2 separate regions of the Homo sapiens genome follow, and region 1 is linked to region 2. Evidence: chromatin contacts called from ENCODE Hi-C data. All regions are on one chromosome and are shown on one strand. The core of a region is the stretch at or near the end of the contact, and the rest is flanking DNA. Distances in the headings are between cores, read along the strand shown.

The links. A loop is a pair of places that touch in the nucleus more often than their neighbours do. Pooled maps may share reads with other maps.
Region 1: a loop to region 2 is called in a map of ascending aorta, with 4 times the contacts of the local background. The contact joins the promoter of CD63 here to the promoter of HDAC7 in region 2. A Hi-C loop is called at or near these places in 2 of 168 maps with a recorded cell type or tissue (ascending aorta and esophagus muscularis mucosa) and 6 of 50 pooled maps.

The regions. Positions count from the first base shown.
Region 1 is chr12:55,727,759-55,732,913 of GRCh38, forward strand. It overlaps CD63 (CD63 molecule), which reads right to left and starts at 1,251. Exons shown (of 8, transcript NM_001780.6): 1 at 1,195-1,251; 2 at 518-594. The coding sequence starts at 583. It overlaps CD63-AS1 (CD63 antisense RNA 1), which reads left to right and starts at 1,336. Exons shown (of 2, transcript NR_183514.1): 1 at 1,336-1,597; 2 at 1,904-3,094. RefSeq lists silencers at 648-947, 1,218-1,597 and an enhancer at 1,077-1,683.
Region 2 is chr12:47,817,814-47,822,708 of GRCh38, forward strand. HDAC7 (histone deacetylase 7) reads right to left here and starts at 2,090. Exons shown (of 26, transcript NM_015401.5): 1 at 1,954-2,090. The coding sequence starts at 1,972. RefSeq lists enhancers at 1-301, 1,019-1,592, 2,931-3,852 and silencers at 1,501-1,810, 1,821-1,900, 2,041-2,380.

The sequences.
Region 1 (5,155 bases), core at 1-2,500, 7.9 Mb after region 2:
GGAAAAGGGAGCAAGAGTGATGTGTCCCTCCCTAGACAAACAGTAGCCTCTCAAGCCAGGAGCCCAGGGCAGGAGCAAATTGAAGTGGGCAGAGCCCTTCCTCACCCCCAAGCGCTGGGAGGAGGGAAAGGGGGAGAGGGGCTGGACAGGGATGAGAGGGTTGGGGAGGGAGAGAGGGGAGAAGGGAGAGCGAAGGGAAGCCCCATGGCGATAGCATCAGGCGGTTGGCTGGTTGCCCCACTGCCCCATATCACAAGTGGTTGGGTCACCAGACAGGAAGGGCCAGGAGGGATGGGGGTAGGGGTTGCTGCACACCCAGGATGGCCATTCTCGGTGGAAACAAGCCTCAGGTGTCCAGGAAAACTGGAGGAGGGAGTGGCTGCGCTGTCTTTCCCTGGCTTTCTTTCCACATCTGGTCTCCAGCTGCCTTAATTCTCATTCCCTCAGCCCTCACCACTGTGGAGCCAGGTCTCCCCGCACCCTGCCGGCGCGCCCCCCAGGACCCCTCGCCACTCACGCAAAAGGCCAGCAGGAGGACGTAGAGCAAGAACTTCACACATTTCATTCCTCCTTCCACCGCCATGGCTGCCGGGCCTGGGGCAGAGGGGAGGGCGGGGGGATTAAAACTGGCCGAAGGGGGACCTCGGTTTCCGGGCTCCCGGCCGGCCCTCGAGGGCTTCCCTTCACGGCCCCGATTCCCGGCCCCTCCCACCCGGAAACCCGCGGTCGGATCCACGTCTCCCAGCCCCCTCTTTACCCGCAGGAGAGGGGTGGGGGCGACGGCCGCGAAGCCCGGACCCCGCCCCGCCGCCTCTGGGGCCCAGGACAGATCCAAGGGCGCCGGCAGGGGCTTGAGCCTGACGCCGACCCTCGGCCCGCCAGTCTCCGGGCGTCAAACACCCTTTCCCCACCCAACACCCAGCCTGGAGAAACGGTCTTCAGCCCAACCCCGACCCCCGCCCCAGCCCCTTTCCCCTGGGCTCTGACCTCCCCGCCCACCAAAAAAAAAAAAAGTGCAGCCAGCACCCCCGCCACACCCTGCCCGGGCCCAGGGAACTTCGAAGCAAAGTTGCTCCAGGGCGGCTGGAGAGCGCCGGACGAGTCTCCGCGGGCCTGGGGCGAGCCCTGGAGGAAGGGACTGCGGGTGGTCTCTCCCAGCCCGCGCCGAAGTCCGCCGGGTCCCCGCGGCCTCACCTGGGCTTCCCAAGGCTGGCTGCGCGTTCCTCTCCCGCCGCGGCTCCGGGGCTCTCTAGCTGCGCCCCCCGGCTCCCGCCCCGCCTGCCGCGCGGCCCCGCCCCGGGCTCCAGCCACGGTCCCCTCCCCCGCCGAGTGGCCGCCGGCCTCCCTCATGTGACGCGGTAACAGCTGCGGCCTGAGTCACTGGGCCCGGCGCGGGGTGGGCCGAGCCCCCCGCCCGGCCAGGGCCACGTGGCCCCTACCCGGAAGAAGGCGCCCACCCCCGCAAAGGGAAAGCCGCAAGGGCAAGACCTCGGGGCGCCTGGGGCCCCCCTCTGGCGCTATACCTCCGTGCCAACTCGGGGTAGGAGAGCGGGGCGGAGCGCAGCCTGGGTCACTCTGGTTCAGAGAAGCGGACGAGGTGGGTGAGAGTTACCCTCTGAGCGCCGGGGCGGAGAGCTGAGGCCGGGTGACAATGTGGTCTGTGAGGTTTCCCCATCCTACCGTAGGGGATGAGCCAGCTCTCTCCTCTGGCTCCAACTCTGTGCAAGCCCCCTCCCCATCCGACTGTGCAGACAGCTGGGGACTGCCTGGGGTCGGGTGGGGCCAGAACAAACACTTCCAGAAAGTCCCTGGCTCACATCCTGGGTGTCTCCCAACATTCTACAGCATTCTAGAGTGGGGATTTCTGGCCCCCCTCTATTAGCACAGCTTCTCCATTTTCCAGGGATCCTAGTCTGAGAAAAGGGGAGGAAGCCCTTCCCCGAAGCCACGCTACCCAGTCAATCAAGACACGTCCGCGTCGGGTCCCGCCCTCTGGGGGAGGATTGACAAGGTCTGTGCTTCCAGCCTCCCAGACAGCTCCTGCATCCGTCTGTGATAGCGAGGGCTTGGGGGAAGACACGAAGGCAGGAGAGGCTTACATCCTCTGGATTTCCCCGTCTTATCCCAGAAGACAAAGCCAGGTGAGGGCTGGAAGCGGGCTAGGGGGATCAAGCTGCCTCCCTCCCTTGTGTGCCAGGGGTGGTCCCCAGAAGGAGCTGATCTGAACAGGCCGGAGAGTAGGACCGGCCGTCACACCCCCACACCTCCAGCCTCGGCCCCACTCCTTGGGCTCTTAAGGTCCTGCCTCAAGAACCACTTCCTGAGTCTTAGTGTATGTGTGTACACAAAGAATGAAAGAAGTCTCTAGAGCTAAAGGAAGGAGATCCGGGCTGGGCTGAGAAGCATCTTCCAGGATCACGGCCTTCCCGCGGGACACACCAAGCCCATTCCGGATCTTGCTCTTCCTGACCATGGCTGGCAGGCTGTGGAGGAGGAGCGGAGAGCAGAAGAAAGGAGTATTCATCAGGTTCCTTATTGTGCTGCCACTAGATGCCAGGCATGTGCTAGGCTTGGGGGCTGCAAGGAGAGGAAGACAGCGGCCCTGCCCTCTGCTAGCAGGCAGAACCGAGTTCTGGCCACACTGTGAAGAAAGGCAGAAGCCTGCGGTGGCAGCTGGTTAAGCTCAGAGGGAGGGAAAGGGAGAGGAGAATGGATTTCACGGAGCAGAAGGATGTGCTCAAGGTGACCTTGGAGAATAAAGGGGAGAGCTCCAGGGACAGAGAAGCAGTCGACTGTGGAAAAAAAAGGAGCATTTTGTAAAGTACATGGCAGGTTGGGGTTGGCTGGCTCAAAGGGCTTGGGACGGATGTGGTGAGATGGGCTGAAGGTGGTCTGAAGATCAAGATTGAGAGACTAGATACATAACAACCAACTGCAATGTTTGGTCCTTCATTGAATGGTTGAACAAACCAGCTGTGAAAGACATTTTGGGACATACAGACATGGACTGAGAATTAGACATAAGAAAATTATTTTGTTAACTGTTATCATGGTTAACAAAACGGTCATATAATATGATTATGTAGAGAAGTTACTCTAGTTTTTCCTCTTTTTTTTTCTTTATTCTCCTATCAGCCAATGCATTTGTTACAGGAAAGGGGTCCCAATCCAGACCACAAGAGAGGGTTCTTGGATCTCATGCAAGAAAGATTCAGGGCGAGTCGCAGTGCAAAGTATAAGCAAGTTTATTAAGAAAGTAAAGTGGTGAAACAACAGCTGCTCCATAGACAGAGTAGGATGTTCCCCAAAGTAAGAGGAGGGGCTAGGCGCAGTGGCTCACCACACCTGTAATCCCAGCATTTTGGGAGGCCTAGGCAGGTGGATCACCTGAGGTCAGGAGTTCGAGACCAGCCTGGCCAACACGGTGAAACCCCGTCTCTACTAAAAATACAAAAAGTAGCTGGGCACAATGATGTGTGCCTGTAGTCCCAGCTACTCAGGAGGCTGAGGCAGGAGAATCACTTGAACCCAGGAGGCAGAGGTTGCAGTGAGCAGAGATCGTGTTGCTGCATGCCATCCTGGGCAACAAGAGTGAAACTCCGTCTCTCTTTTTTTTTTTTTTTTTTTTGAGACGGAGTCTCGCTCTGTCACCAGGGTGGAGTGCAGTGGTGCCATCTTGGCTCACTGCAACCTCCGCCTCCCGTGTTCAAGTGATTCTCCTGCCTCAGCCTCCCAAGTAGCTGGGACTACAGGCACGCACCACTACGCCCAGCTAATTTTTGTGTTTTTAGTAGAGATGGGGTTTCACCATATTGGCCAGGATGGTCTCCATCTATTGACCTCGTGATCCGCCCCCTCAGCCTTCCAAAGTGCTGGGATTACAGGCGTGAGCCACTGTGCCCGGCAAAACTCTGTCTCAAAAAAAAAAAGTAAGAGGAGGAACACATTCACCCTCGGTATAATGCTTGTATATATGGAGAGATGTGCTCTGCTACAAAAGTTTGTGATAAAGGATTAATTTTCTTAATTACTGTATTTTGTAAGAATCGATATTATCTTTTTTATTATTATTAATTTGTTTCCTTAACCATAAACATCTAGGTTTTTTGTTTTTGTTTTTGTTTTTGAGATGGAGTTTTGCTCTTGTTGCCCAGGCTGGAGTGCAGTGGCACAACTCACCACAACCTCTGCCTCCCAGGTTCAAGAGATTCTCCTGCCTCAGCCTCCTGAGTAGCCGGGATTACAGGCATGCGCCACCATGCCTGGATAATTTTGTATTTTTAGTAGAGCCGATATTGTGCCATTGCACTCCAGCCTGGGCAACAGAGCGAGACTCTGTCTCAAAGAAAAAGAAAGAAAGATGAAAATGTTGTGGAGATGGATGGTGCTGATGGTTGCACAATGTGTATGTACTCAATGTCCCTGAATTTTATGTTATATATATTTTACTACACACATACACACAAAGAATGGCCCACTTCTACAGCCTGGAAAGTTGACACAGAGCTCCATGTGTTTGCTGGGGTGCAGGATAGAGGGGCCTCTTAGTGGGAAGTGGCTGATCTCAGACCTGGCCCTTCACATCCTTCAGATCCCCCAGCACCTGTTCCAAGTGCCTGACATCCAGATATGCCACCAAGCCGTCCTGGCTGGCCCAGGCTGCTGCCTCTTGGTTGCCTGGCACCAGTTGGTGGTAGGTGTGCTGAGGCGGGGACCCTTGTCCCTCCACACCAAGCAAAGCCAGCTTTCCCTCCAGCTTCACCACGCCTCCACCTAGGCCCAGCGACACAGCATGGGGGCCACAGATGTCTCAAGCAAACCTGCAGCCTTCTGAGAGCATGTAGGCATCAGCCAGACCCAGTGCCATGCACAGCAGCTTGTAGCCTGCATCTAAGCACAGGAAAGGGTGAGGGGATATGAGGAGGGTGAGGGGATATGAGGAAGGTGAGGAAGAAAGAAGGGATCCAGAATCAAGGGAAAAGAACAGTTGAGGAGAGTTGGGAGAGGGGTGAGGAAAAACCGGAAAGTGAGAGACATAGAGGAGGGTGGGAGGCATGGGGAAGGATGGGGGAAGAGGAGGCAAAAATACATGAAGGATCAATGCTTCTTGGGCTTCAGTTTAAAAAACATTTTCTTTAATTTTTGAAAAATAGGT
Region 2 (4,895 bases), core at 840-3,339:
GGGCATGCTTGCCCACAGCTACCAGAGGGTCCCCACTCCCTACCCCATCACACATGAGTTTCTCTCTTGCTCAAGGGTTTTATATCAGAATTGAGAAAGTTCCAGCTTCCATGCCAAGAGGCCACCAAGGACTAAAGCTGAGGTCCATTATCCCTAAGCAAACTGGAGGGGGTGGATAATAGCACAGTACCTTCATTCTCCTCTCCATAGTCAACCTCTTCTGCTCTGCTCTGAGAAGTGTGCTTGGAATTTTCTCCCCATTTTACTGATGGGGAAACTGAACTTCAGTGTCAAAGTGGAGTGAACAGCTTAGACATGCAAACTTCCCTGCCCCAAAACCCACTGTAAGACCCGGTGGCCACAGAGACACCCGCCGAATAAGGGACACAGAGGCCTCTGGAGAACACTGCACCAGGACCATTCCAGGTGCAACATCAGGAGGCAGCTCTGAGCTTGCCTCTGAGCCTGGCCCTGCTGGGCAAGGAGGGACATCAGGGGACTAAAGGCAGAGGACCAGTCCCAATAGGTCCAAGACCTGGTTCCAGTCTAGGTTCACTGGGCTGGGTACCACTCACTGGGACTACTCTGTGCCTTAGTTTCCCTCAGAAATGACTGCAGAGAAGAAGAAAATGACTTAATAACCCATGGGTAGCGGCAGCCTAGCAGCCTATGGAGTCCTGGGAGGGGGAAAGGGCCGCCAAAGCGTCTCATTGGAGGGCAGGGACCTGAGTCACAGTCTCCTGCCAGCCCTATAGCTGAATAGGGGTCCTGAGGAAGGTCCCACAGGTCCAGATGCAAGTCCAGGGAACAGGCTGAGAAGTTGATCTTGAGCTCCCAGCAGGGCCGCTGAGGGCCGATGCCCCATTCTCACCCTAGAAAGCGGCAGGCAGAGCTGGGCCTCAGGCAGATGTTGCCTAGGGGAGTGGGCAGGGAGCGTTGGCAGCGAGACAGCCAGTGTCCAGATGCAGGGGGAGGCCTTTGGGTGCGCAAGACAGCCAGCGGGGAGAAGGAGTGAGGAGCAGCCGTGGCTGGGGAGGTCAGACCCAAACGGGCAGCCACAGCGGGAAGCAATGGGGGTGGGGCACTGGGTGGCCTGCGGGCCCCAGAGGGCTCTCTCCTGGCCCACAGGCCTAGAAACTCTGGTCGTGGGAACCCAGCCCATCCGCCAAATTTGCCGCCTGCTCTCACACTCCCCAACACCAACAGACCCCAGGCCTGGGGGGTGCACATCCTGTCCCCCACCCCTCACACAGCCTGCGGCGCCCCGCTTCCCGCGCCGCTGCCGGCATTGACCTCCACAGCTCACCAGGGCACAGGTGTCTCTTCACCCTGATGGGTGAGCAAGGATGGGGGGCAATGCTCAGAGAAACCTCCCAGCCAGAGACCCCTCCAAGGGACCTCTTTCCCCGCCGAAGGATCTGAGTAGGGCCCTGCCCGGCTCCACGGGATGGGGGCGCTGATGTCCAGCCCCACAAAGCCCAGCCCCAACTCAGTGGGTCCTGCCCTTTGCCCTCGCGCTTCCAAACCTTCCGCCCCGGAGCACCGCCCCCTCGCCGGGCCACCGCGGCCGTCCCTCCCTCCCCGGTCCCTCGGCTCGTCCTCCCCGGGAACAGGGGTGATGGGACGTGGGGCCCGCACACCGGCGGCCGGGGCCTCCAACTCCCTCCCTTGGGCCTGTAGCTGCCCCGGGGCGGGCGGATGTGGGCGCCCCGCGGGAGGCCCGAGCCCTCCGGCCCCCGGAACCAGCTCCGACCCGGAGCCTGCCAGAGCCCCGCGGAGCCGGGCGGGACAGGCGCGGTCGGGGGGCGCAAGCCGGGCTGGGCCCGCGGGGCTGGCGGGAGCCCGAGCCGGAGCCGGAGCCGGAGCCGGGGCCAGGGCCGGAGGCCGAGCCTGGGCGGGCGACGCTGGGTGCCGCGCGCAGGGCGGGGCGGGGGGCGGCCGCCCAGTACTCACCAGCGCCGGGGCTGTGCATCCAGGGGCCGGGGCCCTCAGAGCGGGGGGCTCATGGCGGGGCGGGGGGCTGGGGCGCCGGCCTCACATCCCCCCAGTCGCCGGAGGCTGCAGAGCGACTGTGAGACGGCGAGAGGAAGGGAGGGGGCCGGGAGGGGGAGGGCCCTGGCAGCCCGGCCGGCCGGGTAGGATGACAATGGAAGGAAATGCTTTATCTGAGTCTGAGAGCGGGCCAAGGGGGAGGGGAGGGAGGGGGCAGGCGCTCGCGGCCCTGGGACACACCACCCCGGCAGACACTGCACCGCGCGGCGCACAGGCGGGCCGCAGACACCGCGCGCGGCCAGATCGCGGCGGGGCGCGGCGCACTGCCGGGGAGGCAGCGCCGAACCCGGAACGCCGGCCGCGGCTCCGAGCCCCAGCCGCCGCGAGGCGCTCCGAGCCGTGCACAATTCCCGGAAACCCAGCTACCTGGGCGCACGCACCCTCGCATACACAACGTACACGAGCACGCATCCATGTTTACAAGGGGCAGAATCATTTACACAGCACACACTGGGGCTTCGGGGTGGACCCCCGTGCACACACTACATACCCGTACAGCCCACAAGCACGCAGCCACACGCGGGCACAGTGGGACACGCGTGGTGTCCCATGTCCCATACAAGGAATCCCAGACGGACACCCCCCACCACACACACACACACATAAGCACGACTTGCCTCAGGAAAGTTCCAGGATCTGATTTGAATCACTGCCCAGCCCTCCCCCACTGGCACCCCCACACACACACCATGCCTGCTGAGGGGAACGGAAGGGTCCAGCCTGTTCCTATTAAAAGAAAAAGGGTGTGGGGGTGGTGCAGATTTTGAAAGTTTTCTTTTTTTAAAGAAATTTCTCAAGGGACTTCCTTCCCTCCTCTCCTCTTCCTCTCTTCCTCCCATTCCTCTCCCTCCACAACCCCCCTCTTTCCCCCTCCCGGTCCCTATGAGTCAAACTTCAGCAATGTGCCCAGTGTCCCCCAGTGCATTACAGCGGATCACAGAAATGTTCCAGTCTGTGAGTCGGAATGCAGCCGCCTCCAGCCCTCCCTCAGCTAATAAACTCAGCTCAGGGCCGGCTTTAGGCAGTGGCCCTCCCTGCCTCTCCCTCCGCTTTTAGCTGGAGAGAAGGTCAGATTCAGGGGTCAGGGGCTAAGGACCTCGCCATTGTGCTTCCTGGGCTAGCCGGTCAGCCGTGTCTGCCTCCAGCAATCTGGAGCTGCTCCTAGGAAGGGGAGAGGTCCACCACGCAGGAACACTGGGCTCTCTGCAGCGTGAGGCGCCACCATTGTAAACCAAGGAGCAGCTTCCCCTGACCCCATTCTATCTCCCGCAATCCTAAGAAACCCCAAGAATCCAGAGAAGGAAAAATTGAGGCAGCCCCAGAGGTGGAGTCATGTCTGATTGGAAGCAAGAGCCCACAGTGGCCTAGGAGGGCTTGGCCATGCTGGCGGTGAACTTCAAACCATAGATTCTATTCCCTTCCCTCAGGCACAGCTCGGGACTCACTATCTGTTGCTACCGGCATATTCAGCGTGGGACTTCTTACTTCAGCCCCTTTCCTTGTCCCAGTTCTCCTTCGGCAGGCAGATCCAACCCCTCTGCGCTTGTTAACTTACCCTCCCAAAAGCCTTTCCTGGCATTCAAGTCCTCCTACAACCTGGCACCACACTCCATACACATCCCTGCCCAGTGCCTCCTGGTACTTAGGGCTCAGTAGTGTTAGTCACTATTATTACTATCATTATTTCTGCCAGACTGGGCTGCTAGCTGCTTCCCATCCTGTCCTCACGCTTCCACACTCCCTTGCCTTCGCTCATCATGCTGCCTCCAAAAGAAATGTCCTCCCAGCCCCTTTCTCCTTCTGTTGAAATCTTTCCAATCCTCAAGACCCACTCCCTATCTAGTGGGAGGGAGGGAGGGAGGGAAGGAAGGAAGGAAGGAAGGAAGGACTGGAAGAAAAAGAAAGTGGCATACCACTTTCTCCGGGAGGCTTTCCCGGATTCCCATAGCCAAGAGGAATTCTTCCCTGAACTGTGTGGTCTTTATACATTGACCTTCGCCCACCTAGTCTACTTGTCTCAACTCTCTTCCTTCCAAGAGCATTCAAGAGTGGATATCCCTGAGTCCAGCTACTGCCTTGGTCATGGGTGCATTTCTTGTAGTGTCTTGCACAGAATTCAAACTTGATGTGAGTTATTTGTTGAATTGGGACAGATGTTCATGACTTTCAAGAACCCTTCTCCAGCTGGACACCTACAGTACATTCTTTCACCCCATAACTACCCATGCTGACTCTCCAAGACACATGCTGTTCCACCTTAGGTATGTCATCCCCAGCCCTCAATTCCAAGCCAGATCATCCTCCTTCCAAATGCCTCTTTGGTGTCCACAGACTCCAGAAAAACTGCTTGGTTACTGCAGACCCCCAGCGACATGCCTGCTATCTCCCTTGTCTAGCTCCACAATTGATCCCAACCCCCAACACACACATATCCGTAGCTTTTCTGTAGCTATTTCTGTAGTAAAGCCAGGCCCTTTTATGCTCATTTCTACCATGTGCATTGTGCATACATTTATTTGTGAGTCTTCTTTCTCTTTTTAAACTCATCACTGAGTTTTGAGTGATCTGAATTAAGAGGCTATCTCCCTGCCTGTCTGTCCACACAGTGCCCAACATGTGGCTTTCTACACACCAGGACTCACTGCCTCCAACATATAGTCAGAGAAAAAGACAGCATGTGCAACCTGCATCTGGGAAAGCTGGACTGTGTCTCTCCTTCCCCTGCCAGATTTACTTACCAGACCCCGCCTCATGGCAGAGTCCTAAGCCAGTTTCTAAGTCACATGTCCCCTACCAGGATAAATTAGAAAGCCTCCAAGAACCTTAGAGACATGAGACAGAGA